Linked DNA regions of Homo sapiens: regions 1 and 2 are each linked to region 3. Evidence: read pairs that join two places in POLR2A ChIA-PET (ENCODE). Cell type or tissue: CD4-positive, alpha-beta T cell. All regions are shown on one strand. Each heading gives the region's core, and the rest is flanking DNA. Links, peaks and the distances in the headings are about the cores only. Region 1 overlaps SEPTIN9 (septin 9). Region 2 overlaps LINC01993 (long intergenic non-protein coding RNA 1993). Region 3 overlaps LINC01973 (long intergenic non-protein coding RNA 1973).

Region 1 (10,305 bases), core at 3,741-6,240, 510 kb after region 3:
ACTAGGGGACAAGAAGGAGTGGCCAGCCTGGCACCGACCCAGCCTCAAAGCAGCCAGTGACTAAAGCACACAGCTGGTACCTCCTCACCCCCAGGGTACCAGGAGGCTTGGCTAGAACTCATGCCAGCCAGGAGAAACAGGCTGTCCCTGGGGCCCTTGGTGTCCTGGCCTCCCTACTGTTTTTCTGAAGAAGGCACCCTGCTCTGTGGGGTCTGAGGCTGGAGGCAACTTGCCACCGATGCAGTGCAGGGATGAGGGCTGAGTCACCAGCCTGCCCTAGTTCCACGTCAGCAGGAACAACAGGGACTCAAGCAGAGAAGAAAGCATTTATTTTCAAAGTCACCACAGTGACTGAGGCGACGTGGTCCCCAGGGAGCTCTCCTCCCTGCTGGCCCTCTGTGGACCGCGGCTCCATGTTCTAACAATGCCTCTGCCCATCCCGTAAGGCCCAGCAGGTGGAAGGAAAGAGGGTGGAGGTTGGGAGTGGCGGCCTGGCAACCCGGGAAGGGCAGGGAGCAGGAACATGCCCTCCCTCTTCTGCACCCGCTCAGAAGGCTCCACAGGGCCTGTCCTGCCATCCACAATCCCAGGGAGATCCTTCCTCAATGCCTGCCCTATAAATGCCCATCCACCCTACACTTGAACACCTCCAGTTACAGGGAGCTCAGTACCTACCTATGCCATTCATTCTATCTTTGGCTGTTCAAAAAAGAGGAAAGAGAGAGAAAGAAAAGATAGGAAAGACAGAGAAAGGGGGAAAGAGAGAGAGAGGAAAGAAAGAAAGAGGAAAGAATAAGACAGGAAGGAAAGAAAAAGGAAGGGAACGGAAGGGAAGGAAGAGAGGGAAGAAAGAGAGAAAGAGAGAGAAAGAGGTACAAACAAGGCAGGCTTCATGGAGCAGAGACTCAATAAGGGAGCAAAATACATCTGCAGTCAGGCTGTAGATGGATTTCTACAGGAGCGCATATCCACTCTACTCTTTCCGGAACAGAAAAGTGGAAAGAAGATGTAGCGGTGTGGGTGGGTGGCGGCTCTTTCTGGGGGCCTGGAATGTGGGGCATCAGCCCTCTTGGTTTTGAGAAGGAGACTAAGATCACCAACATCCACAGTGGAGACCGAACCACATAAGGGCTGGGGACATCGTCTCTTCTGCATCTCTAACAAAGACCCGATGCTCTAACTATGGGAACCTGTGGAAGAAGAAACAAAACTGGCTCTGGGGCCCTTTAGAGAACTGGTTTTCCATCCAGTGGTGGTTGTGAAGAAATTTCTGGAGCCAGCCTCAGCGGCCTGGGCCTGCACAGCTGAGACTGTCCCTGGAAGCTGAGTGGAAGTGGGGAGCCTCCAGGCACAGCTGGGCTCTGCTCCCCACCTCAGCCAGCAGCCCCAGGACTTCTGGGTGCTCCAGAGCTTTCTCCAGAGGGCAAATCCAGAGTATGAGGGAGCGGGGAGATGCCCAACATTGGGGGACCCCTGCCCGTCTCTGCCCCCAGCCTCGCTGACCTGAACAGGGAGGCCATGGGTGTTCAGGGGTAGAACTGTGGGCTGGCAAGCCCCCAGCCCTGGTCTCTTCCTGCCCCCCTCTCCTCACTGCCACTGACCATCTCTGGCTACATGTTGACACCTCCACAGGATGATGGAGAAGAGAGAAGAGGAACCTCTCCGCTCTGCCCAGCACACTCCAAAGAGGCTCCAGTGCAAAGGCACCGACGTTCACAGCCAAATGTGTGTGGGGGTTCCCCAGGAGTGGGACGCTTCCACTCCGTTCCAGACTGCCATGAATCGACAGAAGGTTTTATGTCACCAAATATACCCCATTAACAAATTACCCTAACACTCAGTAAAAAAATAAATAAAAATGCATGCACCCCGTGCCCTGCAGTGCCCCCATGCCGCACCCCTCTTTGCACCTGAGCCTCGGCTCGCGCTCTTGGCCTGCCGCCTTGGGAACAGAACGCTCTGCGTGGGAGGCAGACAGGAAGCGCGGGGTGCGCTGGCTGGGCCCCTCCAGACAATCTGGTATTGCTTTCCCCAGATAATGAAATCTTCCCCACCCTGAGTGTCTCTGGAAGCCAGCCGGCAGCCAGATCAACCTAAATGAACCATTTGTCCCTCCTGTGAAGTGACCTCAGGGACCTAATGGGTTTGTTATTAACACAGTCCCCCTCGCACTCTGTTCCCCCTCCTCACTTTTCTCCCCCTGCATGAGTCACTGGCCACGATGACTCGGCCCAGCCAAGGGACCTGGCCAGCTCTGGCCAGGCTATGTGAGAGACAGCACAAAGGACCAAGGCTGCCGGAACCAGGCCAGAGGCTGAGGGCCACACGGACCCCCTGGAGTGTCTGTAACTGGGGACTCCTAAGGCTGCTCCTTGGTTCTGGGGACCTGTCCACTTGGGGACAGTCTTAAGGGAGACTCTTAAAAGCAGGGAGCCAAAAGGGTGAACTAATACAGAAACACTGAGGGCCAGGGAGAACTTGAAGATGGGCTCGGCTGGGCACAGTGGCTCATGCCTGTAATCCCAGCACTTTGGGAGGCCAAGGTGGGCGGATCACCTGAGGTCAGGAATTCGAGACCAGCCTGGCCAACATGGTGAAACACCATCTCTACTAAAAATACAAAAATTAGCCGGGTGTGGTGGCAGGTGCCTGTAATCCCAGCTACTCAGGAGGCTGAGGCAGGAGGATTGCTTGAACGCAGGAGGCAGAGGTGGTAGTGAGCCAAGATTACACCACTGCACTCCAGCCTGGGCAACAGAGTGAGACTCCATCTCAAAAAAAAAAAAAAAAAAAAAAAAAAGACAGGCCCAAGGCCTGGAGAGCCAGAAGTCACCTTCCCACCTCTGGGTGGCCCACTTTGAGATTGTATCACGTCAGAGAAAGTTGCGGGAGTGTCTGTTTATAATTCATAAGCAACACTGTTTCCTTCTCCCACTAGCTCCTGGCTCTAGCAGGCCCCTGACTCGTGCCTTCCCCAGGGTCTTGGGTCCCCCCAAGCTGGACTCCCGGCTGTTGGTGGGATGACCATGTGACCTGTCACTTCCCTGCCCACCGTCCTGGGCAGCCTCTGTCACCTGGTGCATACAGAGTGGAGCTCAGCAAGGCCGGGGCCGCCGATCTCCTGCCAGCCACATCTGCCTCCTCTCACGCCACTTCTCCCCGCCTTGGTCATGCCCAGGGGCTCACACTTCCCCACAAGCCAGGTGCCAGACCTCTGTGCCTGCCCTATCCTGTTCCCTCTGCCTGGTGGGCCCCTCACACCCTCCCTGGCCTGACTCAGGCCTGATCTGTCTTCAGGTCTCAGCTCAGAGGCTGCTTCTTCTAGGAAGCCTTCCTGGGATCGTCAGATGAAGGGATTCTCCTCTGGACCCTTCTTCTATTTTCACAGCCTCAGGAACAGCCTCTAACTCAGGCCTTACTGAGTTAGTGTGGCATCCAGGAGAGCCACAAGCGTGTGACGAACGTGTTGAAGCCTTTTTAAAAGCTGAAGGAGCCCTGTGAACATACAGCAGCATCAGCTCAGACTGCGAAGGCACAGGGGAGTCAGCCTCCTTCAGCCTCGTCTGCCCCTGGCCTTCCTCTTGAGGAGGTGGGAGCCAGTCAGCTGGGATTAGGAGGTGGGCTTCATGGAGTAGAGACTCAATAAGGGAACAAAATAAATTAGAGAATTCTTTTGCTGCAAGGAACCTAGACAAGGAGCACCCAGTCAGAGGAGGAAGGAAGAGACCGGCAGCAGACCTCCCTTGCCCCAGCAGTCCTGCAAGCCAGATGGGCCAACTTCTCAGCACAGCTGTTCTCCAGCACAGAGAAATTTCTCACCTTCAGCAACAGGGTGGGAACATTCCCAGACAGGGCCACGGCTACTCTGGTCACAGGGACCACGGAGTCTGAGTCTCTGTGGCTTGTCCCATCCATGTGGCCACAGATCTTGAGCACACATCTGGAGCTACAGAGCCCAAAGGGCAGGGCAGGGCAGGGAATCTGCCTGATTGGTGAAGGCCACCCCACCATCTGGAGTACAGGCCTCTGCCCCCAAATCCACATGGAGCCTCCGATACGGGGCATCGATTTCAAGGAGGTGAATGTGGACATTCAAGGCCAGTGAATGGCCAGGTGTCAACACATCGACAGGCCCTTGGCCCCTCCCCCAACACTGAGGGTAGGAAACAAATGGGGTCTACATGGTGCATATGGTCTCCAGAGCCAGCAAGGTGTGCAAGACCCGGCAGCTGAGAAAACTGACCACTTGGCCGGGCGCGGTGGCTCACGCCTGTAATCCCAGCACTTTGGGAGGCCGAGGCGGGCGGATCACGAGGTCAAGAGATCGAGACCATCCTGGCTAACACGGTGAAACCCTGTCTCTACTAAAAATACAAAAAATTAGCCGGACGCGGTGGCAGGCGCCTGTAGTCCCAGCTACTCCGGAGGCTGAGGCGGGAGAATGGCGTGAACCTGGGAGGCGGAGCTTGCAGTGAGCCGAGATAGCGCCACTGCACTCCAGCCTGGGCGAAAGAGCGAGACTCCATCTCAAAAAAAAAAAGAAAAGAAAAGAAAAGAAAACTGACCACTCGATTATGAATAAGCTAGAACATTTATCCAGAAAAAAAAAACAGCTTTGTCCAATTGGGGACCTAAAATCTCAGGACCTATGTCCCCTTCCTATAGAGCCACATCACTTTCCTAATGCCCACCCTCGATCCCACCTGCCTGCCAAGCTTCAGGTATCCAGAACACAGCATGACAGCAAGCTCTGTGATTCCCACAGGTTTTCCCAACCTACCCCAGGCATAGCTACATCTTTAGTTCTGAGCAGCAGGGAGTGACATGCAGATGGTCACCCAGACAGAGAAAGACCTTCAAAAGGAGGGCAGGCTCTGTCCCGCAGGCAGTACCTATTGACACAGACATCAGTAGGCAAATCTTTCAGGAAGATTTTCATTAAGAAAGAACGAAAGAGGCCCAGTGCGGTGGCTCACGCCTGTAATCCCAGCACTTTGGGAGGCCAAGGCGGGTGGATCACCTTAGGTAAGGAGTTCGATACCAGCCTGGCCAATGTGGTGAAACCCCATCTCTACTAAAAATACAAAATTTAGCTGGACGTGGTGGTGGGCACCTGTAATCCCAGCTACTTGGGAGGCTGAGGCAGGAGAATCACTTGATCCCAGGAGGCAGAGGTTGCAGTGAGCCAGGATCACACCACTGCACTCCAGCCTGGGGGGCAACAGAGAGAGACCCCGTCTCAAAAAAAAAAAAAAAAAAAAAAAGGATGAAAGACAAACAAGGCTGAAACTGGCAGGCTGGTACATTTCTAACAACCTACCCTAGGCCGGGCGCAGTGGCATAATGCCAGCATTTTGGGAGGCCGAGGAGGGCAGATTGCGAGGTCAGGAGATCGAGACCATCCTGGCTAACACGGTGAAACCCCGTCTCTACTAAAAATACAAAAAATTAGCCGGGTGTGGTGGCGGGCGCCTGTAGTCCCAGCTATTCTGGAAGCTCAGGCAGGAGAATGGTGTGAACCAGGGAGGCGGAGCTTGCAGTGAGCGGAGATCGCATCACTCCACGCCAGCCTGGGCGACAGAGCGAGACTCCGTCTCAAAAAAAAAAAGAAACAAAAAACAAAAACAACAAAAAAAAAACAACCTACCCTAGTAGGGAGCAGGAGGTAAGGCCTGATATGTAGTGTTTGCCAATTCCTGTGGTGTAAACACACCCACTGTGGCAAATTTCAAGCTACAAACAGGACATCACTAAACACAGAGTTGGGAAAAGACATGCACACCACTGGATAAAACGCTCAGGCAGCTACGGCTTATTCTTCCCTGGGAAGGGGGGTATGTCTAGAATGCCCCTTACTATGGAGAATGACTGTGGCAAATAGGGTTCAACTGGCAGGCTGACCCAATCAACTGCCCACTGATGTGATGTGGGGCAGGTTTCTGAGGCTGCCTCCATGCTCAGGGAAGAAGGTGGCCATGTGGCTACAGACCTGGCCCTGGGTTTGCTTTTTTTTTTTTTTTTTGAGACAGAGTTTTGCTTTTTTTCTCCAGGCTGGAGTGCAATGGTGTGATCTTGGCTCACTGCAACCTCCGCCTCCTGGGTTCAAGCAATTCTCCTGCCTCAGCCTTCCAAGTAGCTGGGATCACAGGTGCCCACCACCATGCCCAGCTAATTTTGTATTTGTAGTACAGATGGGGCTGTTGGCCAGGCTAGTCTCAAACTCCTGACCTCAGGTGATCCACCCACCTTGGCCTCCCAAAGTGCCAGGATTACAGGCATGAGCCACTGCGCCCACCCGGGTTTGCTATCTTGAGGATACATCTGGAGTTATGTGCTCATGATTTTTTTTCCATTTTAAAACTTTGATTTTATTTTATTGTTTTTAGAGACAGGTCCTGCTCTGTCACCCAGGCTGGAGTGCAGTGGTGCAATCATAGCTCACTGCAGCCTCGAACTCCTAGGCCCAAGCGATCCTCCCATCTCAGCCTCTCGAGTAGCTGGGGCTGGGTCTACAGGTGCCACCACACTCAGCTACATTTTATATTTTTTTGCAGAGACAGGGTCTTGCAATTTGCCCAAACTGGTCTCAAACTCCTGGCCCCAAGCAATCTTCCCACCCTCAGCCTCACAAAGTGCTGGGATTATAGATGTTAGCCAGTGCACCCAGCAGCCATCATGATTGACTGGTGACGTCTGTTCCAGCTCCAGGATGAAAGAGCAGTAGCACTTCAGCCAAGCATTTGTGGCTCCTGATTGGAAGACGTTTTTCTTGCCCCTTAAGCACAGTGCAAATGCCACCTCCTTGGTAAGCTCTTTTCCAATCTTACTTTCTCCCTGGCATAGGGCCTGCCACAGCTCTGTTCATACAAAGAGAGCTATCAGTGCATGTGGTACAGATGCTAGTTGTTTCCCCAATATCTGAGCTCCCTTTTTTCTATAGTAACTGAAGTTTTGGTTGTGCACAGGGAAGCCCAGCTGAAGAATACATTGCTCAGCCTCCCTGATGACAGGAGCGGCCATACAACTGGGTTCTGGCCAGTGGGAAGGAGCTGAAGTGTTTAACTTTCAGGTCATGCCCTTAAAAATAAAGAGGGACACTTGCCCTTTCCCCTCTCCCTTCTTCCCTTCCCTCTGGCTGGAGTGCAGACATGACGGCAGGAGCTGGAACCATCTCAGCTCAAGAGATGGAAGCTGTGTGTCGAGGATGCACCAAAGGAATGAACTAGGTCCGGGCTGTCCTGGGCCCCCATAACGACTGACACTTGGACTGGGACGTGGGTCCGAGTGCTGCTCAGCCTCTGATGTTTTAGCTTTTGTTACACAGCCAGATGGTGCCTTGACTAACTCAAGGTATGGCCATCATCCCACCTGTCTGGCAGGGCAGGGGTCTCATCTTTATACGCTGAGCCCCTGGCAGAATCTGGTGCAATATACATAGTTAAAGCAAAATGAACAGGCTACTTTAACCAAGGTTTATTTTGTGGGTTGGTTTTGGCATTTGGTTTTAATTTTTATTTTATTTTATTTATTTATTATTTTTGAGACAGAGTCTCACACTTGTTGCCTAGCCTAGAGAGGAGTGGTGCGATCTCGGCTCACTGCAACCTCCACCTCCCAGGTTTAAGTGATTCTCGTGCCTCAGTAGCTGGGTAGCTGGGTTCTCCTTGAGTAGCTGGGACTACAGGTGCACGCCACCATGTCTGGCTAATTTTTGTATTTTTTGTAGAGATGGGGTTTTACCATGTTGGCCAGGCTGGTCTTGAACTCCTGACTTCAAGTGATCCACCCGCCTTGGTCTCCCAAAGTGCTGGGATTACAGGCATGAGCCACCGTGCCTAGCCAGTTTTGGTATTTGGAACTGGAAAATAACAGTCTGAGCTTCAGAGGGGACAAACACAAACATGAGGCAGAAGGAACAGCAAGTAAACACGTGCCCAGAGTAGGCTGGGCTGCTCACACCCCCAAAACATCGCCAGGTGCTGAGGCCTGGGCTCTGTGTCAGACTCCTGGGTGCAGACCCCGTGGGGACATTCACTGGGTAGTGGGACTTTTGGCAAGTTACACCACCTCTCTGAGCTTCCGTTGACTAAGCTGTCCATTGAGAACAATACCTAGATTGAAAGGACTCATAATAACATGTGAAAAGTGCCTGGCCTAAAATAGGAGCTTGGTAACTGGTAGCCCTCATTATTTATAACATACAGTTTAACGCCCTCGTTTCATAGGAATGAAAACAGGACCTAGACAGGCAAAATGATTTGCTGAGGGTCGCACAGTGTTAATGACAGAGCCAGGATTAGGGCTTGGGGTTCTGACCCCTCCTGCAGCACCCTGGCTTTGTGAGAAGTGGTCCTGGGTGAATACAAGGAGTGAGGAGTTGGTGAGAAATTTTGAAAATGAAGCTGGGTGTGGTGGTGGATGCCTGCGGTCCCAGCTACTCAGGAGGCTGAGGCAGGAGGATTGCTTGAGCTCGGGAGTTGGAGGCTGCAGTGTGCTATGACTGCACCACCGCACTTCAGCCTAGGTGACCTAGCAAGATCCCATCTCAGAAAAGGAAAGGAAAGGAGAGGGGAGGGGAAGGGAGGGAATTTCTGACAGTGATTCCAGAGATAATCAGGATGACCTGAAATTACTTTGAAATGCACCAAAAAATAAAAATAAAATGGATTCATGGCCAGGCGAAGGAGGGATAGATGGACGGTGAGGTGATAAAGCAGGTGTAGCTTGGTGTTAGTGGTAGAATCTAGGTGATGGCTGAATGTGTTCCCTGTAAAATGCTTTCAACTTGACCATGTGTTTTGAACATTTTCACAACAGAATGGAGGGAAGAGAAAGGTAAGAGGGAGCCACTGTAGCTGTTGCAGCAGGAGCAGACCCCAAAACACCATGCATCAGACTTTCAGCCCTGCCCCTGTGGATGTGTCCTTGTTCTTCTTCTTGGGATTTAAGGACATTTAATGAGCGCATGTGTCTTCAAGCCCCCTTGCTTCCCCATCTGCCCCCACACCTGGAAGATTCCACAGGTGGCGTGGGCCAGCTCTCCATCCTGCCCTTTGTGCCCTCAGTGCATGACAGACACTGAGTGAGTGTCAGCCCCTTCCTCCGACACCTTGTCTGCCTGTCCAGAGAGGTCCCCCCACAGCCCAGCCACCAGGTTGATGCTTCTGGACGTCTGGCCGACAGCTTCCTCAGCTGTGTTCTAGTGACCTGGCAGGTGTCCTGAGTCATAAATAAGGCCACTAGTGGATGTTTCCAAAGCTTCCCCTACCACGGCGCCTTCCCCTCTCCCACCAACAGTCCGTCATGACAGCCAGCCTGCATGAGCCTTTTCCTAGGGTTGTGTCTCCTGAGGCTGCTCAGCGCCTGGCCTGCCAGAGCCCACCAGACAGGGTGCCCACCCTTTCCAGGCCTGAGTTCCCACTTAGAGAACCACTTACAGAAGGACAATGGAGAAAGGCAGTTGGGGCACCAAATGGAGTGTGCCTGCATGTGGGGGGGGAGGGGAGGGGGAGGGAAAGCAGGAAGAGAAGATACAAGAGGAGAAATAAGAACAAGAGGAAACATAGAAGGAGGAGGAGCAGCCCCCTTCATGGGGGTGGACTCTGTGTCCAGTTCTCTACCAAGGACACTACATTTATCACCTCGCTTGGTTCCCACGAATACCTTCAAGGTCGCTCCCCCCTGGCCCCCATTTTTCCATCAGGAAGCGGAGGCACAGAGTGAGAAAGAGCTGCCCAAGGCTCCCAGGCAGTTCACGGAGCCACTGGGAGTTACACTCAACCCGTCCAACCCCACGTCCCTGTTCTCAGCCACCACAATAAACCACCAAGGTTCCACAGCCACAGGAGCTCAGCCCGGAGTCCCCACCGGGTCTCCCAAGGCAGGGAGATGGGGCTGGAGGCCATGCCAGGTGCACGGTGCCCAGAGCTGCTTAGGAAGCCTCGCGGTGCGGGCTGGGCACCAGGCAGTGTCTGTAGGATGGAGAAATGAATGAGGCTGAGACACAGTGTCGCCTCTTCCAAACGTGACTTTCCCTGAGTCTCTGTGATTGGTCACCTGAGAGGGCAGCCCTGGTCTCCTGGCGTTTATGTCCGGGTCTAGAGATGCCCTCCCCAGCCAGGTTTTCTTCTGAGGATGGAAACTCAGAACCTCACCACAGGAGGAAGAGCTGGGAGCACTTCATTTTTTTTTTTTTTTTGAGACGGAGTCTCGCTCTGTCGCCCAGGCTGGAGTGCAGTGACGCGATCTCGGCTCACTGCAAGCTCCGCCTCCTGGGTTCACGCCATTCTCCTGCCTCAGCCTCCC
Region 2 (10,305 bases), core at 3,033-5,532, 390 kb before region 3:
TCCGGGAACAGCTGCCCGTGTGGGGCCCGGCAGGGCTGTGGAGGCCCACCCCACAGACTCTCTCTTCTAGGAGGACCAGCCAGGGGCTCCTCTCCAAGCCAGTGCCTCCCCCAGCACCAGGGGGCCTGGCCTCCAGAGTGGGCAGGGGGAGTGTGTCAGGGGCGCTGAGCCCAGAGTGGAATGGGGAACGCCAGCACCACCGTGGAGTGGTCCTCACACACCCACAGAGCCCAAACCACCAGGCAGGGTCCCCCAACCCCAACACCAGGCAGGCTCTAGCCACCCTGTCGGTTCCCAATAAGCCATTTATTGAATAAAGATTGAATCCAAAACTCCAGGTTCCAGGGGAGTGTGATTCCTGAGCTCTGGCTGAGGGTAGCCGGGCCGGAAGAACACCCAGAGGGAGTAGCTATCCTCCATGCCCTTCTCCTCTGCAGCACGGGTTGGCGCAAGCTCACCCTGGGCTAAAGGAAGGCTTGCCCTGCCATGCCCCTGCTCAAGGACCTGCCAGGGCTCCCTATGGGCGTTAGTATCTGATCCCATCCCTCTGCCTGGCTTTCAAGGTCCTCTGTCCCACGGGGCCATCCCCGGAGGTCAGACAGGCCTCCTGCTCACACCATGCTCCATGCCCTCCCTGGAGCTGTTCTGTACTGGCCTCCCCACAACTCCCCACCACCCCCACCCTGCCTGGTCATCCCACTAGGTTCACGTCTCGCCTTTAGAAGCAAGCCCCTCTCCACCCTCTGCTATCCGTTTCCTCATCCACGTTTCTCCAGTTATTTCCTGAATGCTCATTATGCCCTAAGCCCCCTGCTAGGGATCCTGAGAATGAAAGACTCAGGTCTTGCCCTCCATGAGCCTGAAACCCAGTGAGGGACGCTGGCCGACGACAAAGGCAACTGTGAGATAAGCCAGGTGCCAAGGAAAAAGGGAGAAGAGGGTGTGTGTCTTGGCAGAGGGGTAGGGCTATCATGCAAGGCTTCCTGGAGGAAGAGAGAGGCTGAAAAACAGCTGGAATTCTTCCAAGTGCAGAAGAGGAGGAGGCTGGACAGTGCCTGGAGGCCCTGCCAGCACTGCCCCTGGCTGACTCCACACACACCTGGGAGGACCAGCCAGGGGCTCCTCCCCAAGCTAGTGCCTCCCCACAGCCAGGGTGGGTCCTACAGGGAGGCAGAGACCTTAGCGGCGCGGGTTCCAATCCTGGCTTTACTGCTCACCACCAAGGTTCCCTTCCTCCCTAATCTGTTTCCTCCCCAGCAAAATGGGATCATGGTCCCAGGCGTCCATTCGAGGTCCTCTCCCCTTGGCAGGAGACGAAGGACACTGAACCCAGCACTCAGCATGGGCTGGCAAACCTAATCAGTGCCCATGGATTATGTTTGCCATCCACTGACTGGTGGACGGATTGAGGACCTTGGAGTTATCTTCCTGAATCTTCCCTCCTTGATGGCAACTCACCTCCGCTCACCAAGGGGTCCAGGAAGGCACCTGACTCTCAGGACCGCTGGCGTCTTGTATGTGTCAATCACCCAACAGACCAGGAATGCATGGCAGTACACACCGCCTCTGCTCCTGCCAGGGCCCTGGCAGGAGCGTGACAAATATTTGTTGTGGAATTAGGTTCTTAAGCGATGACGCTCTGCCCAGGGATCCCAGGGCAGCTCGGCAAGTGGGCGTGCCTCAGCAGGTGCCAGTTGTCCTTCTGTTCCCAGGAAGGGGCTCTTGGGTTCCTAATCAGACGGCACATGGCCGGGAGCAGTGGCTCACGCCTGTAATCCCAGCACTTTGGGAGGCCGAGGCGGGCGGATCACCTGAGGTCAGGAGTTCGAGAGGAACCTGTCCAACATAGAGAAACCCCATCTCTACTGAAAATACAAAATTAGCCAGGCGTGGTGGTGTGTGGCTGTAATTCCAGCTACTCGAGACGCTGAGGCAGGAGAATCACTTCCACCCAGGAGGCAGAGGCTGCAGTGAGCCAACATTGCGCTATCGCACTCCAGCCTGGGCAACAAGAGCAAAACTCTGTCTCAGAAAACAAAACAAAACAAAACAAAACAGAAGACCCAGCCAGGGTCTTGTCTCTGCTTCCAGCGGGGGCAAGCGCTCACCACAGAGAGGCCTGAACCCCATGCGTGCCTACATCACCTCTCGGTCTCCAGGCCCGCCCATGCTACTCATTAAACTAGGCCTTTCTGTTGCAGCCTGTCCTGCAGGTCCCCAAATGTGGGACCTTCCTTCATCCTGCCATCCTAGACCTTGGAATCAGCAGGTGGGTGGCCAAGGACAGAAATTATAAGACCTAGAGCCAGATGCGGTGGCACACGCCTACCGTCCCAGCTACCCTAGAGGCTGAGGCAGGAGGATCTCTTGAGCCCAGGAGTTCGAGGATGCAGTGAGCTTTAGCTTGGGTTACAAAGCAAGACTCCATCTCCAAAAAAATAAATAAATAAATAAAAAGTAATTAAAGAAACAATAAGACCTAGGAGAAAGTGACCTTCAAACCTTCACACTATTTTGATCGTGCACCCTTACCAACAAAAATGATATATGCATAGTTATTTTTAGATTACAAGTTTCCATGACCGCATGAATACATTACTTGCATTATAAAACATTCACGAAAGATAGGCATTTAAAAAGAGCGAGATTTAAATGCTAAGTATAACATTCTCCTCCCTGCCCCAGGGGGGTCATCCTGCATATCCCATTCTAGAGGCCAATGTCAGCAGGACAGCCCTCCCTTCCCCAGCTAGGATGGAGCCCCTCCCCTATGATCCATCCCCCAGCCTCAAGTTCCAACCTTCCTTCTTCCCAAAGACCCCTGCAAACTCTGCCACTATGAAGACCATACTTTTCCTCGTTTCCTGATCCCAGATGTTTTTTTTTTTTTTTTTTTTTGAGACAGAGTCTCGCTCTGTCACCCAGGCTGGAGTGCAGTGGTGAGATCTCGGCTCACTGCAAGCTCTGCCTCCCGGGTTCACGCCATTCTCCTGCCTCAGCCTTCTGAGTAGCTGGGACTACAGGCGCCTGCCACCACGCCCGGCTAATTTTTTGTATTTTTAGTAGAGACAGGGTTTCACCATGTTAGCCAGGGTGGTCTCGAACTCCTGACCTCAAGTGATCCGCCTGCCTCGGCCTCCCAAAGTGCTGGAATTACAGGTGTGAGCCACCATGCCGGGTCTGTCTCAGTTGTTCTATCATCAGCTGGGGAGCCATGCCTGGGGTGCCCAGGGTGCCTCTAACAAGGGCCATCTCTCATCCTCTGCAGGGCCAGCCTGGGAGAGAAATTCATCTGGCTTATGGCACAGGGACAGAAGCAGGCCGGCTGAGGACAAGGTAACAGAAGGGCTAGGGCTTTTAGAAGACAAAGCTTCCTTCACGGATGCAGAAGGAGAATGCTGTTTCTCTGCGCTGGGCAACCTGGGTTTGAATCCCATCTCTGGGATAAGTGTGCAGGGCGCACAGCAGGTGTTCGGCACACAGAGCCCTTACTGAAGATACTGCTCAACAAGGCAGGGTCTGCCTGGCGCTGGCTTCAGGCCCTTGGCAGGGGCTGGGCAGCCACTCTTGCCCATGCCCTGGTGGCCCCGAGATGCCAGCACTCCTCTGGGTGGTTGGGGAACCCACCCAGGGTGGAGGAGGTGGGCAAGGCCTGGGATTCCACATCTCCAGGGCAGCAGACCCCACGGTCTCCAGGGATCTTGTCTGTGCCCAAACTCCTGAGACTTCCCTGTCCTTTCCCACAAGGGCCCTGGCTCTGGTGGCTGCAGAAGTGGGAGGAGGGGATGTGGGGGAGTCTGGGGAAGGCCACCTTCCATGACGCTCTGCCAAGCCAGGAGGAGCGAAGGAATAACCTGGTCCCCGTGCTGGACCCTGGACTCCAGGAAGCAGAGCCCACAGCCGGCTCAGCCTTGGGTCCCCTGCCTCTGTGGAGCTGGCCCTACCCCAGATGGCCACTGTGCCTGAGGCCCGGCATCTGACCCTCTGTCCTCCCTGCCGAGGGGCCAGAACAGAGGCCCCGGCAACAGGCAAGGCGCAGTGCACGGAGCTGACCCCGTGCCTCGGTCCAGGCCTAGCAACAGGAAGTGAGAGGCCAATGCCGGTAAACGAGATCCGAAAGATTAGAGGCCTCGCTGCCGCCCCAAGTTAGAGGACAAGTTCCTGGAAGGAGGAGGAAGCTGCCGCAGTAAATAACGCCAGACCCCAGCGTCCCAGCTGTCAGCAGCCAGTGCGGCCGCAGGCTGGTAGGCCCAGGAGGGAGCAGGTGGGGGCAGAAGGCACAAGGGGGTGCCCTGGTCTCAGCCCAAGCTGGGGACACCTGGAAGGCAGTAGAGGGGTTCCTGAGGGTCCCCCCAGCCCAATCCCTAAGTCCCCATTCCCCTGTCCACACACACCACAGCTTGCAACCGTATCTAAAGACAGAAGCGGGGCCGGGTGCAGCGGCTCACACCTGTCATCCCAGCACTTTGAAAGGCCAAGGCGGGTGGATTACTTGAGAGCAGGAGTTCAAGACCAGCCTGGCCAACATGGTGAAATCCCCTCTCTATTAAACACAAAAATTAGCTGCGTGTGGTGGTCGGTGCCTGTAATCTCAGCTACTGGGGAGGCTGAGGCAGAGAATCGCTTGAACCTGGGAGGTGGAGGTTGCAGTGAGCTGAGATCGCACCACTGTACTCCAGCCTGGGCAACAGAGCATGACTCCATCTCAAAAAAAAAAAAAAAAAAAAAGAAGAAGAAAAAGAAAGAAAAGAAAAAGAAAAGCCAGCCAGCTGCAGTGGCTCATGCCTGTAATCCCAGCACTTTGGGAGGCCAAGTTGGGAGGACTGCTTGAGGACAAGAGTTTGAGACCAGCCTGGACAACATAGCAAGACCTCATGTCTGCAAATAAAATAAAATAGCCAGGCATGGTGGTATGTCCCTGCTACTCTGGAGGCTGAGGCCGGAGGACTGCTTGAGCCCAGGAGGTTGAGGCTACAGTGAGCTATGATCATACCACTGCACTCCAACCTGAGCAAAAGAGTCAGACCTTGTCTCAAACAATAACAACAAAAAAAGACAAACCACAGCACGGGGGAAATTTTTTTTTTTTTTTTTTTTTTTGACAGAGTCTCACTCTGTCACCCAGGCTGGAGTGCAGTAGCTCGATGTCAGCTCACTGCAGCCTCCACCTCCTGGGTTCAAGCAATTCTCCTGCCTCAGCCTCCCCAGTAGCTGGGATTACAGGCATGTGCCACCACGCCTGGCTAATTTCTGTATTTTGAGTAGAGACAGGGTTTCACCACGTTGGCCAGGCTGGTATCGAACTCCTGACCTCCAGTGATCCCCGTCCCTTGGCCTCCCAAAGTGCTGGGATTATAGGCGAGAGCCACCGCAGCTGTACTGTGGGGAAATTTTTTTTTTTTTTTTTTTGAGATGGAGTCTCGCACTGTTGCCCGGGCTGGAGCGCAATGGCTCGATCTCTGCTCACTGCAACCTCTGACTCTTGGGTTCATGTGATTCTCCTGCCTCAGTCTCCCAAGTAGCTGGGATTACAGGCACATACCACCATACCCAGATAATCTTTTGTATTTTTGGTAGATATGGGGTTTCACTATGTTGACCAGACTGGTCTCGAACTGCTGACCTTGTGATCCGCCCGCCTTGGACTCTCAAAGTGCTGGGATTGAAGGCATGAGCCACTGCACCCAGCCCTGGGGTGAAATCTTTGCAACGCACAGAACCCGCAAGGATCAGTATGCTTGCACATACCAACCAGCCTGACCAGTCAATGAGAAAAGACCAGAACATGCTCTTCACAAAGAGGAATTCAAACGGCTAAAACATAAGAAAAGGGGCTGGGCGCGGTGGCTCACGCCTGTAATCCCAGCACTTTGGGAGGCCAAGACGGGTGTATCACGAGGTCAGGAGATCGAGACCATCCTGGCTAACACGGTGAAACCCCGTCTCTACTAAAAATACAAGAAAAATTAGCCGGGCATGGTGGCGGGCGCCTGTGGTCCCAGCTACTCGGGAGGCTGAGGCAGGAGAATGGTGTGAACTTGGGAGGCGGAGCTTGCAGTGAGCCGAGATCGCGCCACTGCACTCCAGCCTGGGCGATAGAGCGAGACTCCGTCTCAAAAAATAAATAAATAAATAAATAAATAATAAAAGGTACTCTCCTTTAGCAGTTAACAGAAAGAGCAGGGCCCAGTGTGGTGGCTCATGCCTATAATCCCAGCACCTTGGGAGGCTGATGGGGGTGGATTGCTTAAGCCCAGGAGTTCAGGCTGCAATGAGCTATGATTGCACCACTGCACTGCAGCCTGGGTGACAGAGCAAGACTCAGTTTCTTCAAAAAAAAAAAAAAAAAAAAAAAAGAGGCCAGGCACGGTGGCTCATGCCTGTAATCCCACCACTTTGGAAGGCCGAGGCAGGCAGATCACCTGAGGTCAAGAGTTCAAGACCAGCCTGGCTAACATGGTGAAACCCCCATCTACTAAAAATACAAAAATTAACCAGGCGTGGTGGTGGGCACCTGTAATCCCAGCTACTCGGGAGGCTGAGGCAGGAGAATCGCTTGAACCCGGGAGACAGAGGTTGCAGTGAGCCGAGATTGCGTCACTGCACTCCAGCCTGGGTGACAGAGTGAGATTCCATCAAAGAAAAAAAAAAAAAAAAGATCAGATTAAAATTGCCAGGAGATATCACCACATATCACAAGGACAGCTAAGATGAAGAAGTCTGATAACACTAGTGTTACCGAGATGGAGAAGTGTGGGAAAGTGGGGGAGGAGGGCATTTCCAGCACTTTGGGAAAGGATTTGGCACACCTAGTAAAGCTGCAGATGAGAGACCCCAGAATCAGCAGCCCCACCGCCAGGCGTCCGCCCTCCCGAAGCAGGCACCTGTGCCCCAGCAGACAGGAATAAGAATGCCCACCAGCACCACCGTACATGGCCAGTCTGGAAACAAAATCCCAAATGTCCCTAAACAGGTAGAATGGAGAAATAAACTATGCTCTAGGGACCCAGTGGAAAAGTACCTGGCAGCAGAGAATAAATGACAGCCACAGCACGGGTGACTCTTGCAAACAGCCTAATGAAGCCAGACATAAAAGGAGACACCCTGATTCGACTTCTGTAAAGTTCACACACAGGCCACACTCAACACTCAACTGCTATTAAGGGATACATCTACGGTGGCAAAATCATAAAGAAAAGCAAGTCCTGGTCATAAAAGTCAGGCCAGGCCAGGCCTGGTGGCTCACATCTGTGATCCCAGAGATTTGGGAGGCAGAGGTGGGAGGACCGCTTGAGTCCAGGAGTTCGAAACCAGCCTGGGTAACATAGTTAGACTCCATCTCAAATCTGTCTATCTATCATCTATCTATCTATCTATCTATGTGTGTGTGTATATATATGTGTATATATATGTATACATATATGTGTATGTATATGTATATGTGTATATATATATGAAGAAGAATGTCAGGGCAGCAGTAACTTCTGCAGAGGGAAGGGTTGTAAATAGGAAGGAAGCTTCTGGAATCCTGGCCATGGTCTATTTCTTTTGTGTGTGTGTGTGTTTGTGTTTGTGTGTATGTGTGTGTGTGAGACACAGTCTTGCTCTGTCGCCCAGGCTGGAGTGCAATGGCACGATCTCGGCTCACTGCAACCTCTGCCTCCCGAGTTCAAGTGATTCTCCTGCCTCAGCCTCCCGAGTAGCTGGGATTCCAAGCGCCCACCACCATGCCTGGGTAATTTTTTGTATTTTTGGTAGAGACGGGGTTTCTCCATGTTGGCCAGGCTGGTCTCGAACTCCTGACTTCAGGTGATCCACCCGCCTTGGCCTCCCAAAGCCCTGGGGTTACAGGCGTGAGCCACCACGCCCCACCATGGACTATTTATTGGTCTGAGTGGCTATGGCACGGGAGTTTATTTTATATGTATTTATTCATAACACTGTACAAATATGCTTCATGAGCATTTCTGTATGCGTGGTAAATTTCTTAATTTTTTAAACAAGCAAGTGTATTTGAGCGCCCATTGTGTTGGGCACTGGGGATGGGCCATGCCGAGCTCCCGCTAGCCCACGGTGAGCTGATGGAGTGCAGGTGAACATCCTGTGGCTTCCTGTTGAAGTCATGCACAGGGTCTCCCCAGCTCTGTAGCCCCCCTGCTCTGCACCTGGCTGGGGAACAGCCCTCACGCCCCCCTCACTCCACCCCCCATTCTCTCCCGGTCTCGCACCCTCATGGCACCTCACTCTGGATTTCCGGAGATGGTGCTGAAGGCGAACCTGGAGAGGGACATCTTTCCCACTAGGGGGTCCCAGTTGGGGAAGTGCAGGGGCTTGGAGGAGCTCCCTCCCTTCCCCTTCCCACCCTCCCAACAGCACACATGACCTTGACACCCAGTGGCCCCCACGTGGGCCAAGTGCATGCCCACCATGGGCCCAGCCAGGCCCCCAGGCCCAGCGCCCTGTCCTTTGCCACCCAGTCCCCCAGGCTGGGAATGATGATGGCAGTGCCGACAACTCCCCTCTGGATCCCAAGCTATCGGGGCTGGGCTTAGGCTAGGGCGCTATAGATCCTGCAGGCTCAGGGCCAAGAGGATGGGATGGAAAGGACATTTCCCCCCCCCCACCCCCCCCACCTGTTTACCAGGACCCAGGGCCGCTATCTCCAGCTGCGATCTGCTGCCTCCCTTTATCTCAGCGGGGCCAGCCCTGGGTTCCCAGCAGCAGCCTCCCCGGCGCGCACTTCCTGCCAGCAGCCCAGCGTTACAGGAATCCGCACACTGAACTCAGCATGTGAGTGTGTGCCCACACCCCAGCGCCTGCGCCTGGGCGGGTGCCAGGGAGCCGGGGGCGCCGTGAAAGGCAGCCCACCTGGGGCTTATGTCGCAAGGCCCCCTCCAGCCAGCCCAGTGGCCTCCCACTGCTCAGGGGAGCCGCAAATCTCTCAAGAAGGCCAGGGAGGGGGCTGTCTTCAGGACCCCCAGACCTGACTCTGAGAGGCTGAGGCCAGGCCAGCCCCTGTTCCTCTGGAATCCTCGCCATGTCCTTCTGCACAGGGGTCTCACACCCTGGGGGGTGTGCACACTTCTGCCTGGGGGGTCCCAGGGGCAGGGGATGGCGAACCACATGTCCCTCCATTGTCAGTCACCTGGCTGGTGTTTACTGAGTCCTGTGGTCCTGGCACTGGGCTAGGCATGCAGGACACACCAAAGGAGGAGGGCGTCTGGGCCCTGCAGGCACAGGGCATCAGCCACACGGAGAAGTCAGAGGAGTAAACAGGCAGCTGTGACCCGTGCGCAGTGGGAAGAAAAGGTGCTATAGGCAGCACAGGAGGAGGGCTACCTCCATCCCCCACTGGGCTGGGCCAGGAGGGCTTCATGGAGAATGAGGCGTCTCAGCTAAGATCTGAAGACTTAGAAGGTGGTGACCAGGGATGCGTGCCGACGGTTGGGGGTTTTCCAGACAGAATGCAGGTGCAGAGGTCTCGGGGTGAAAGAGAGGCCAGCGCATTCGGGAACAGAAGTGTTGCAAGCCAGAGTGTGGGGCGGGGAGGCGTCTGGGAGGCAGAAGGGCTGGATCCCACAGAGGCCAGGGAGGAAGCCCCGCCGAGGGGCCCCACTGCACCCACGGACAGAGGAGCTCAGAAGTTTGGGAAGGGCTGGGCTGCAGGGGTCAGTCCTGGGGGGCAGGGGCTCAGGAGAGAAGGGAGCAGCTGGCATGTGGGGGTGGGGCCAGCCTGCGTTGGGGCAGGAGATGACCCCAGGACCTCCAGTGATGGTGACCCTTCTAGTGAGAATGTCAAGAAGAACTGCAGAGAGGGGAGGGAAGAGGGTCAGTGCTGGGACAGGGGTGGGGGCAAGTAGAGTTGGCTCCACAGAGGGCTTTGGGCTTCTCATCCCAGCCTGGGAACTGCGGCCCGTCCCCAGCTTACCAGCAAGACAACTCAGATCTCAGTTGCAGCCAGGGTCACACACACACACGTGCGCACACACACATGCACACACACACACACACCCATGTACACACGCATGCACACACACACATGTAGGAGCCCAGACAACCCCCCAGAGGCCAAGCTGGGGTCATGGGGTCCACCTGCCACAGGCCTCACTGCACCTTTCCGTGTGAGAGCCCACCCTTCTTGCTCCTCCACACTGTCAGACCCCACTGGGACAAGGCAGGGCTGGCCCAGGTGACCCGGGGACTAGATAGGAGGACCCAGAAGAAGGAAACTGTTCTGCCCCAGGTTCCCCCAGGGAGAGGCCACCTATCTGGGGAGACAGCTCTGATTTGGGAGAAAGGGAGAAA
Region 3 (10,305 bases), core at 2,781-5,280:
TTCCCAGCCGCCTCCCGCCTCCTGCCGCCCGGCAGCGCTGGGCCCCCCAGCAGCGAGGTTCAGGAGGGGAAGAACCTCTCGCAGGTGAACAAATTGCTGCACATCAGACACATTCTTTTCAAGCCTCATTTTCTCTCCTTTTCATGCTAACTTTCCCACTATTAAAGAGCATTTTTAAAAAGAAGATGAAAAAAGGCAGAGAGAAAAGAAGGATGAAAGTGTGAGCGGGTATCCGGAAGTCCTTTTCAATTGCCTGCTGCTGTGCAGGGTCTGAACTAAGAGCAAGAAATTGGAGGATGCTGGAGGGGCGAGGTTTCGTTTCAGTCCTGCCTATTGGGCCAAGTCTGGGGCGGGGAAGGAGAGGTGATGGAGGTGGGCCTGGCTGGGCCCTGCGGCCCTGGAGGCTGCCCCTCTGCCTGCCACCCAGCCCCTGGCCTGTGCCTGGCACAGGAAGCCCGTCAATAATTTCTTGTTGAATGAATGAAAGAAAAGAAATCAGTGGATGGAGAAGGGCTGGATTCTTTTGTGGGGACCTTCCACGCCACCTTCTCTGTGGGGCTCTAGGGCTGAGAAAGAAAGGACAGATTTGGCAAAGGTCAGGCAGGGGCTGGGAAAGCATTAGGTGGACCAGGCATGCTACAGCAAGGCCACGCCTGCACTGTTGTCCCACTGGTGACACCCATGGGTGCAGCCATGGCGGGTGGGCGCAGTTTCACATGGGATTGGGGGTGAGCCTGGGTTGGGTGGGCGACCCCCACCCCTTCCCTACCCCTCTCCCCACCAGCAGGTACTACTGGGTCTGCGTGAAGATAAAAGCTCAGGAACATGCCAGGAAGGTGTGACCATGATGATACCTCTGAGATGAACCCAAGAAGAAACAGCAGAGTATTACAAAGGGGAACAGGACTCAGGGTGGACTTCAAGTATCATTAAACATAATCAAATATTTAAAAAGTTATTATTGACTGGGTGCAGTGGCTCACGGCTTTAATCCCAGCACTTAGAGAGGCCAAGGTAGGAAGATTGCTTTAGCCTAGGAGTTTGAGACCAGCATGGGCAACATAGTGAGACCCCATCTCTAAAAAAAAAAAAAAAAAAAAAACAAGAAAAAAACAGGAAATAAAATACAATAAATAAAAAAATTTAGCTGGGCATGGTGGTGCACACCTGCAGTCCCAGCTACTCGGGAGGCTGATGCAACAGGATTGCTTGAGTCTAGGAGGCCGAGGCTGCAGTGAGCTATGATCAGGCCACTACACTCCAGTCTGGGCAACAGAGCAAGACCCAGTCTCATACACATACACACACACACACGCAAGAAAGTTTCTGTTTAATCCAAAGGATGGAATGCTATCCAGCAGGGAAAAGGAAGGAGCTACTGGTACATGCAGCAATGTGGGTGAGCCTTGAAAGCATTGTGCGAAGTGAAGGAAGCCAGACACAGAGGCCTCTGTATATATGACATTCTGGAAAAGGCAGAGCTTTAGGGACAGAAAATCCATCAGTGGTTGCTTGGGGCCAAGATGGGGGGAGAAGATTGACTGCAGAGGGCCAGGAGGGACTTTTCTGCATCATAGAGACATTCTCTATCTCGATTGGGTGGTGGCTCCATGACTACATATACATGTTGAAATCCATCAAATGGTATACTTAAAATTAGTGAGTTTTATTGCATGTGAATTGTACTTCAACGAAATGGGTATATTAAAAATCTGCAGCTGTCTGCAATCCTTCTATGTCCTAGGCATGAGCTGGGAACATCTAAATATAGGATTTTCAATATTCAGGACAACCCAGTATTTTTTCAGAGAGATGAGCACAGGCTTTGCGAGGTCACACGGTGAATGCAGGCCACACAGCTTATATGCCAGCGTGGAGATAAAGGCTGAACTTTCTGCCAGGGGCCTGGAGGGGAGTGAGCACAATAAGACCTGACCGTGGTGGCCATGGAGCCTGGTGCCCCAGGGTTCTGTGTTCCCAGGGACCTGCTGTGTAAGGCCCGACCATCTGCCCACAGGAGCTCAGATCACCTTTCTCTCCAAACTGTTTGGGTATTTGAGTCCCTGGATTTTTCTAAATCAGAGTTTGGTTAGGCCTGGTCCCCCAGAAATGCCCTCAGAGCCCCAGGCAGGGACCCCAGCCACTTGCCCTGGAGGAAGCCCCTGGGCTTGCCTCCCTCCTTCCCCCACCTTCTCTTTCTCTCTGGATATCAGCATATTTGTCACACTTACTTCATTTCTCCTCCAGCTTGGTGACGCAAGGTGAGCTGAAGGAGAGCCGCTTGGGTGAGGATTATGAAGGCACGGGTGCCATGGAAACCACTCTGAAGGCCCCCTAAAGCTGCAGCTGTCAGGAGGGGCTGTCTGCTGCCATTGGTCGGCCACGTGGACCCTCTCCCTAACACGATGCGTGACTTTTATTTATTTTACTCTGTTTTGCATCTTATGCCTGCTCTCGGCTTCTCTTGGCTTCCTCACAGTCCTGGTGCAGGATGCTGCCTGCAGGTCAGTAGGATAAAGGTGCTAATGTTTTCTGTTTCTCTTTTTTGAACTTCTGACTTTTTAGGCTCATTTTCTGGTGCTCTCTCCTCCATGCCATAAGGCAGCACAGATTTCAAGCCATAGATGTTGGAGGCAGAAAATGGGATTATGTTAGACAGAGAGGGAAGCCAGCTCTTCTAGCAGGTGCTGTAGAAATGGCTTCTGATTTTGGTCACAGAAGCAGTCCCTAACTTTCCCTGCAAATCCAAGAAGCCCTCAAAGGGGCCAAAGGCAGGCTCTTTAGCACAATGTCAATCTGAGCAGAATGGAAGGGTTGCCAGAGGTTGCTAGTGAGATTCAAAGCCCTGTGGGTGCCTTGATCTTCCTAAGCTTGCTTTTAGAGAAGTGTGCTGTCGAAACTTCAGGAGGCCGCCAGCTTCTGGTTGGACCTCAACCTCCTCCTCCCTCAACCTCCTCCTCCCTTTGAGTAGGAATCAGAAGAATCTTTTACATTAGCCTTTGCCTTGATAGTTTTTATATCCTTCATTTTATTTCTTTCCAGCAATGGCCCTGAGAAATTGGCAGGCGAAGTGCCATTAACCCTGCATTGGAGAGGAGGAAATTGAGACCCAATTTTTTTTTTTTTTTTTTGAGACAGAGTCTCGCTTTGTCACCCAGGCTGGAGTGCAGTGGTGCGATCTCAGCTCGCTGAAATCTCCACCTTTCTGGTTCAAGTGATTCTCATGCCTCAACCTTCCGAGTAGCTGGGATTACAGGCGTGTGCCACCATGCCTGGCTAATTTTTGTATTTTTAGTAGAGACAGGGTTTCACCATGTTGACCAGGCTGGACTTGAACTCCTGACCTCAAGCGATCCACCTGCCTTAGCCTCCCAAAGTGCTGGGATTATAGTCGTGAGCCACTGTTTCCAACTGAGACCCAATAATTTAAGTAGAAGGGCTGGGACTGGGGCCTGAGGCTGCTGCTCCCTGCCTAAGGCTCTGAGACTGCTTGATCACAGGGTCAAGATCTTTGATGAAGCCGCTTTCTCAAGCTGTGGGTGGGCTTTTCCTGGTAGGAAATTTGCCTGAGACCTGGCAAAGATGGGACCTTTTAAATAGTGAAGGGAAATGAGCAATCCTTCCAAAGTCAAGTTCCTCAACGAAGCCCTTCTAAACACTGTCTCTCCTCCCTGCACACATGCCTATGTGCACACAATACACATGCTTGTTCATGCTTTATCCCTCTTGGTTAGGGGTCTATCCCCATCAAGCCATTAAAGTTGTTCTGGTGGAATCTCTGATGACACATTTTTTTTTTGGCTTGTGAAAACCAACCATTTTGTTATTTCATGAGTTTATGAGTTGACTGGGCTCAGCTGGGAGGTTCTTCTGGATGGGGCTTCAGTCATAAACAAACATGACTAAGTCAGAGTCCCCAAGATGTATCACTCACATCTGGCATTTGATGCTGACTCACTCTGGGCTGGCCACTCCACCAGGGCTGTTGACTGGAGAGGCTACACGTATCCTAGGCTGGGATTCTCACAGCATGGGTGCCTGGGTCTGAGAGGGAGGGCCCCAAGAGAGCACATTTTAAGAAAGAGGAAGTGAAATGTGCCAGTCTTCAAGACTGGACCCAGAACTGGCATAATGTCACTTTTGCTGTGTTCTCCTGGTTGCCTGCTGACATGTCAAGTACCACATCAAGTGGGCCATTTGGGGCCTCATCTGAACTGAGCTCTCTGGCCACATGATGTAGCTGACCTGCCCCTTCTTGAAGCCCCCTCCTCCCCGGCTTCACTGCATCCCTCTGTCTTGGTCTCGTCCCCCTCTGTGTTCCTGCCACACTTTGATGATTTCTGTTCTCCAGGTTTTCTCTTCCTTGTTTCATTCTTGGCCTTTTCCTCTCTCAACTCCACACACTGTCCCAGAGACCCCATCCAAGCCCATGATGTGATGTCGTATCTGTGCCAAGGAACTCCAAGTCTGCCACTCCAGCCCACACCTGAGAGCCAGCCTTGGGCATCCAACTCTCCCAGACATTCCTGCCCAGAGGCAGATTCAAGAATTCTAAAGTGCCTCTTGCTCAACCCATCCAGAGAGGAGCTTGCCATCCTTCTCCCAAACTTGTCTCTCCTTATGAGGTCCCCAACTTGGTCCCCCGGACTTCTGACCCCAATCAGCCCCTCTACCATGTTCCTGGGTAACAGAAAAGGCACTACTTGGGTCATCAGAAAAAATAACTGGAAGTGATTTAGAAAAATAAAAAGGAGTGCCTACTGCTCTAGGATTTTTCTTACTTTAGAAGGAAAGCAGATAGAGATCTGGGAGCAGCCCCAGCTTAATTGGAAAGCCACATTTGTACAGGCTGGAGGGGCCTCAGGAATGGCAAACAGCTTCTCTTTGCTCAAAGGAATTTTCTGGAAACCATAATAGCTGCCCTTGCTAACCACAGGCTGGTCTTTCTGGCGGAATTAGCACGAGTATGTGGTCAGAATGGCCGGGCTGGAGCCAGCCTGGATGTTTCTGCAGTCTGAGCTCCCTCAGTGCCCACAAGTGGGGGCTGAGATTCAGGGGAGCACGTAGGTGCCCCAAGGAGCTGGGGGTCACATGGGAACCTGGAGATTGGTGAAATGCAGTTTGGCCTGAATGGGGAGTAGGGCCCTCCATCCCCTCTCCCTGCACCCTCCCTTCTCCTGGCGCCCTCCCCTCTCCCTGCACCCTTCCTCTCTCCGCTGAGCAGCCTTCTCTTTCTAAGGAGCCGAGGGGCACAGGAGTAAGCAGAGGAGCTAGTGTGTGCCGAGTGCCCGCTCTGTGCCAGGCATTTTCACACCATCTATCACATCACACTCACTCCGAGGGCAGGTTCCATGATCACCTCCATTCTTCCTAAGAGGAAACAGGCTCAGGATGGTTCAGAAGTTGCCCAAAGTTGCAAAGAGGAGACGCTGGGGTTTAGTCCAGCTCTGTCTGACTCCACACCCAGCTTCTGGGCACTGCTTGTCTTGCACTGAGGGTCCACACTCTGCTGCGGGGAGGCGGGGCAGTGCAGAAACCCGGCTTCTGAGGGGGTGTAGACATACTGGGTGCAGGCAGCTGCTGGATACTATAGGCACCACCAGTGTGACTGAACCGGGCCTCCCCGAACATCTCGCCCCACCCCCCAATCATGTAACAGGACACTGCTTTGCTGTTGAGACCACAGTGGGACAAGAAAGAAGATACAGGCTCTGATCTGTGTTTGGTGATGGTGCAGGGAGGGAGGGGGGTGGCTGTCCCTCTGTGGGGACCAGGGAGGGTTTCAGAGGCAGGTTGAGTCTTTCTGGGCATGCCACCTGCATTTAAGGGGCAGCCATCAGACAGGTGACCTACTGGGCTAGACCCTTCCCTGGATATCAAAACAGGTGCAAGCTTCAGTCCAGCCATGTGGCTGGGGAGGGATGGGGGGAGCAGGGGCCCCTCGAGAATGAGAACATATTATTTGAAAATGGGCTTTGCAGGCTTGGTCTGCAAGGCTGGACTCTGCAGGCTTGGCCTGGGGCAAGGGGCACAGAGACCTTGAAGGGGACCCCAGTTTCGGGTTTGAGCAGGGTGGAGGGGCTACTGGTGCAGGAAGGGGCTGCTTCGAGTGGAGTCAACCAGCTGACGCTGAGGCAAAGGGCTACCCACGTGAGCATCTTTTCCAGGATGGCTTTTTAAAACAGCCAGGATGAAATGGACACATCCTTGGACGTATTCAGCGAGGAGACGGGGCTCCTGTGAGGCCATGGCCGTGGGAGGTGTGGGACGAGAAGATGGGCTCATTTTTATTGCTTGGTGCCCTTTGTTTCTGGCTCAAACAGACCGGGTCCTGATGTCTGCTTCAGTTGCAGGAGCAGAGCCAGTATGCTTGGCACCTCCGCACGCATCCTCTCCCCTCCTCTCCCCCCCGTCACTATCTCAGATCTCTTTCATCCACCTGCAAAATGATTAAGGCTTGGGGCAGCCTGAGCCAGGACTGACAAATCAGGTGCAGGCTTTCAGAGACTAAATCCTGTTTTGAAGTCTGTTTACTCTAAAAAAAAAAAATAATCTCTTTGATGCCTGGAGAAGAAAGATGCATATTAAACAAAGACCCAACTCTGAATTCCAAATGCATGGTCGTCGTTATCAATCTCTCCAGGTCCAAACTCGGGAAAGCATGCATCCTCCGTGTGCGTCCTTTTCACCAGGCGTGTGGACACGTAATTCATTAGAGTTAATTAGTTAGTCACATGCATCCCCCAGATGCTGGATCAGAGCCTTCGTGGGGGCCTGTGCAGCTGTTGGATTGAGAGGGAGACACAGTGGAGATGGCAAGGGCAAGGGAGCTGAGGCTGAACAGTCTTGATCTCTGAAACAGATGGTGTGCACGTGTGTGTGTGCATGTTTGTGTAAGTGTGTGCATGTTTGTGTAAGTGTGTGCATATGTGCGTGTGCGTGTTTGTGTGCGCATGTGTGTGCATGTGTTTGTGTCTGCATGTGTGTTTGTGTGTGCGTGTGTGCGTGTGTGTGCTTGTGTGCGTGTGCGTGCATGTGTTTGTGTGTGCATGTGTTTGTGTGTGTGCATGTGTGTGCGTGTGTGTGTTTGTGTGTGCGTGTGTTTGTGTGTGCGTGTGTGTTTGTGGGCGTGTGTGGGTCTGTGTGTGTGTGCACGCGTGTGTGTGTGTGTATGGTCATTCACACCCCTGGGTGCAGCAGCAGGTGTGGAGGAGCATATATGGGGGGAGCTCTGAGCACACGGGCTCTTGGCCGGTGCTGCTCCCACCAACTCTGTGGCTTGAGCTGCCTTCTGCATGTCCCTCATCAAGTCAGCTGGGACATCGTTGGGGGCCAGATCGTGTCCTCTCTCGACGAAATTTATGTGCTAAAGCCCAAGCCCCCAGTGCCCCAGAATGTGACTGTACAGTATTTGGAGATGAGGCCTTTCAAAGGTGATTAAGTTGAAATGAGGCCGTTAGGGTGGCTCCTCATCCAACCCAACTGGTGTCCTCACAAGAATTTGGACACAGAGACACCAGGGATGTGTGAGCGCCCAGAGACCATGTGAGGACACAGTGGGAAGACAGACACCTGCAAGCCAAGGAGAGAGGCCCGAGGAGAAGCCAAACCTGCTGACACCTTGATCTTGAGCTTCTAACCTCCAGCACTGTGAGACGATACATTTCTGATGTTGAGGCCACCCCCAGTCTGTGGTTCTTCGTGATGGCAGCCCCAGGAAACGAATGCAGATACCATCACCTTCCCGTCGGCAGTCCAAGGTCACCGAGCAGACCCAAGGAGACACTGCAGGCGAAAGTACCGTGGAGATTAGCAGGCAATATGCCATTCTCGTTCATTCTTCTCTTACAGCATTAAGGAGAAAATCTCATTTGGTGAAGGTATGTCTCTAACACCTTGCTAACACTTGGAAATCTCCCATTTGAAAAAAAATTTAGATAAAATTCACTGAACATAAAATTCACCACTAGCCACTTTAAAGTGCGCACTTCTGTGACATTTATTGTGTTCACAATGTTGTGGAACTGTCGCTTCTATCTAGTTCTAGGACACTTTTCATCACCCCAAAAGGAAACCCCATACTCATTAAGCAACCACTCCTTCCTCCTTCCCCCACCCCATCTCCACACCCGCCCCCCACCCCCTGGCATTCAGCACCTTGCTTTTTGTCTCTGTGGAGTTACCTATTCTGGATATTTCATAGCAATGTAATTATTTTACATGTGACCTTTTGTGTGTGGCATCTTTCACTGAGCGTGATGTTTCGGAGGTTCCTTCGTGCTGCAGCCTGAATTGGTGCTTCCCTCTTTTTGTGGGCCTTCTTTTTTTTTTTTTTTTTTTTTTTTGAGACGAAGTCTCACTGTCACTCAAACTGCTGGAATACAGTGAGTGGTGCAATCTCGGCTCACCGCCACCTCCTCCTCCTGGGGTTCAAGCAATTCTCCTGCCTCAGCCTCCCGAGTAGCTGGGATTACAGGTGCCCACCACCCCACCTGGCTAATTTTTGTATTTTTAGTAAAGATGGGGTTTCACCATGTCGCCTAGGCTGGTCTCGAACTCCTGACCTCAGGTGATCTGCTCACCTCGGGCTCCCAAAGTGCTGGGATTAGAGGAATGAGTCACCGCGCCCAGCCATGGGCCCTCCTTTTGTGACACTCCACTGCGTGGGTCAACCACACTTTGTGTATTCATTCAGCCCTGGGTGGACATTTGGGTTGTTTCTACCTTTCTGCTTCTGTGAGATGAACTGTGCTTCTGTGAACGTTCATGTGCAAGTATTTGGATATCTGTTTTCAATTCTTTTGGGTGTATACTAAGAGTGGAATTCCTGGGTCATAGGATAATTCCATGTTTAAACATTTTTGAAGATTGGAAATCTCCTTTTTAAGCAAATAAGAGCGTTCTTCAGGATTCAAGCCTTCAGCAGACAAGAACACTCAGCTAGACTTTGCTGACCTTGATTTCTAATGTTATTTATGTTTACAGGATCAGAAAATCCAATGCTGGATTTTCATTTGTAGTAGCGACATGAACTTGTCTTTTAAAAATCAATGTTATTATTATTATTTTTTTCTTTTGAGACAGAGTCTCCCTTTGTCACCTAGGCTGGAGGGCAGTGGCAGGATCTCAGCTCACTTCAACCTCCACCTCCCAGGTTCAAGTGATTCTTGTGGCTCAGCCTCCCAAGTAGCTGGGACTACAGGCGAGCACCACCACACCTGGCTAATTTTTGTATTTTTGGTAGAGACGGGGTTTGGCCGTATTAACCAGGCTGGTCTTGAACCCCTGACCTCAAGTGATCCACCTGCCTTGGCCTCCCAAAGTGCTGGGATTATAGGCCACCATACCCAGACTGAAAATAAACGTTACTTCAAAAGTGAGTAGGTTCATGGTCAGGAGGGGTGGCTCATACCTGTAATCCCAGCACTTTGGGAGACTGAGGTAGGCGGATTGCTTTTGAGCCCAGGAGTTTGAGACCAGCCTGGGGAACATGGTGAAACTTGTCTCTACAAAAAAAACAAAACAAAACAAAACAAAAACTAGGTGGGCATGGCGGTATGCACCTGTAGTCCCAGGTACTTTGGAGGCTGAGGTGGGAGGATCACTTGAGCTCAGAGGCAGAGGCTGCAGTGAGCCGTGATTGCACCACTGCACTCCAGCCTGGGTGACACAGCAAGACCCTGTCTCAAAAAATAAAAAGCCCTACATGGGTAGGTATTTTTGTCCATTTGGTTTACTACCTATGTCTAACGCCAGAGTGATGCCTGGCACATATATTAGGTCCTCAATAAAAATGTGTTGAATAAATGACTATACCTAATACATACACACACAATATTATACATCATAGTCCAGGGTGGGCACAACGCTGGCAAAAATCACCAAGCTGGAGGGCCAATGCCTGAGAAACCCAGCCCAGGGGCTGCCGGACAGATCCGAGGCGGACACCCAGCCTCACTGCTCGTTCACTCTGACTTTGGCCAATTTCTTACCTTCTCTACACCTCAGCTTCCTCATCTGAAAAACGGGGTTGCTGGGAGAGTGCAATGCGCTGTTGTGCAACACACTCAACGAAGCTCAGCTACTGTCATTATTACCATCCTCAGCCACTGCAGGGAGGACCACAGAGGGGAGCTAAATGCAAATAAGGGCTTGGGAGAGCCCTGTGATGCAGCTTTTTGGGGGAGGCTGGGCACCCCGGCCTGAGGCTGGCAGGGGTGTGGCTCTGTGTTCAGCACCCATGATGGGAAGTGACAGTGTCCTGCCTTTGCTCCGTGCTGTGCCGTTCACAAACTTGCTTTCACA

The links. Peaks named below come from ENCODE experiments on the same cell type or tissue, not always from the same donor. Only the 100,000 strongest peaks of a DNase experiment are listed, where the experiment ranks them.
Region 1: POLR2A ChIA-PET joins it to region 3 with 5 read pairs; 2 of 35 experiments call an interaction of 5 or more read pairs at or near these places.
Region 2: POLR2A ChIA-PET joins it to region 3 with 5 read pairs; 1 of 35 experiments calls an interaction of 5 or more read pairs at or near these places.

The regions. Positions count from the first base shown.
Region 1 is chr17:77,355,875-77,366,179 of GRCh38, reverse strand. All of the region lies in intron 2 of SEPTIN9 (septin 9), which reads right to left. Among named protein-coding and RNA genes, the nearest start is that of MIR4316, 36 kb to the left of the region's middle. RefSeq lists enhancers at 1,207-1,863, 2,039-2,333, 1,864-2,522, 9,156-9,657. In CD4-positive, alpha-beta T cell, for the core only: no CTCF peak of the experiment used is centred there; no DNase peak of the experiment used is centred there.
Region 2 is chr17:78,257,186-78,267,490 of GRCh38, reverse strand. LINC01993 (long intergenic non-protein coding RNA 1993) reads left to right here. Exons shown (of 7, transcript NR_073178.1): 5 at 1,258-1,514; 6 at 3,269-4,244; 7 at 5,578-6,142. Among named protein-coding and RNA genes, the nearest start is that of LINC01993, 16 kb to the left of the region's middle. RefSeq lists enhancers at 1-251, 8,246-8,415, 7,961-8,825, 9,148-9,467, 9,478-9,527, a silencer at 8,688-8,737 and a cis regulatory region at 8,388-8,976. In CD4-positive, alpha-beta T cell, for the core only: no CTCF peak of the experiment used is centred there; DNase peaks (open chromatin) are centred at 4,217 and 5,060; H3K27ac peaks cover 1,266 bases.
Region 3 is chr17:77,869,802-77,880,106 of GRCh38, reverse strand. It overlaps LINC01973 (long intergenic non-protein coding RNA 1973), which reads left to right. Exons shown (of 2, transcript NR_028337.1): 2 at 1-1,106. Among named protein-coding and RNA genes, the nearest start is that of LINC01973, 9.1 kb to the left of the region's middle. RefSeq lists a silencer at 3,838-4,023 and enhancers at 5,072-5,572, 7,123-7,624. In CD4-positive, alpha-beta T cell, for the core only: no CTCF peak of the experiment used is centred there; DNase peaks (open chromatin) are centred at 2,876 and 3,976.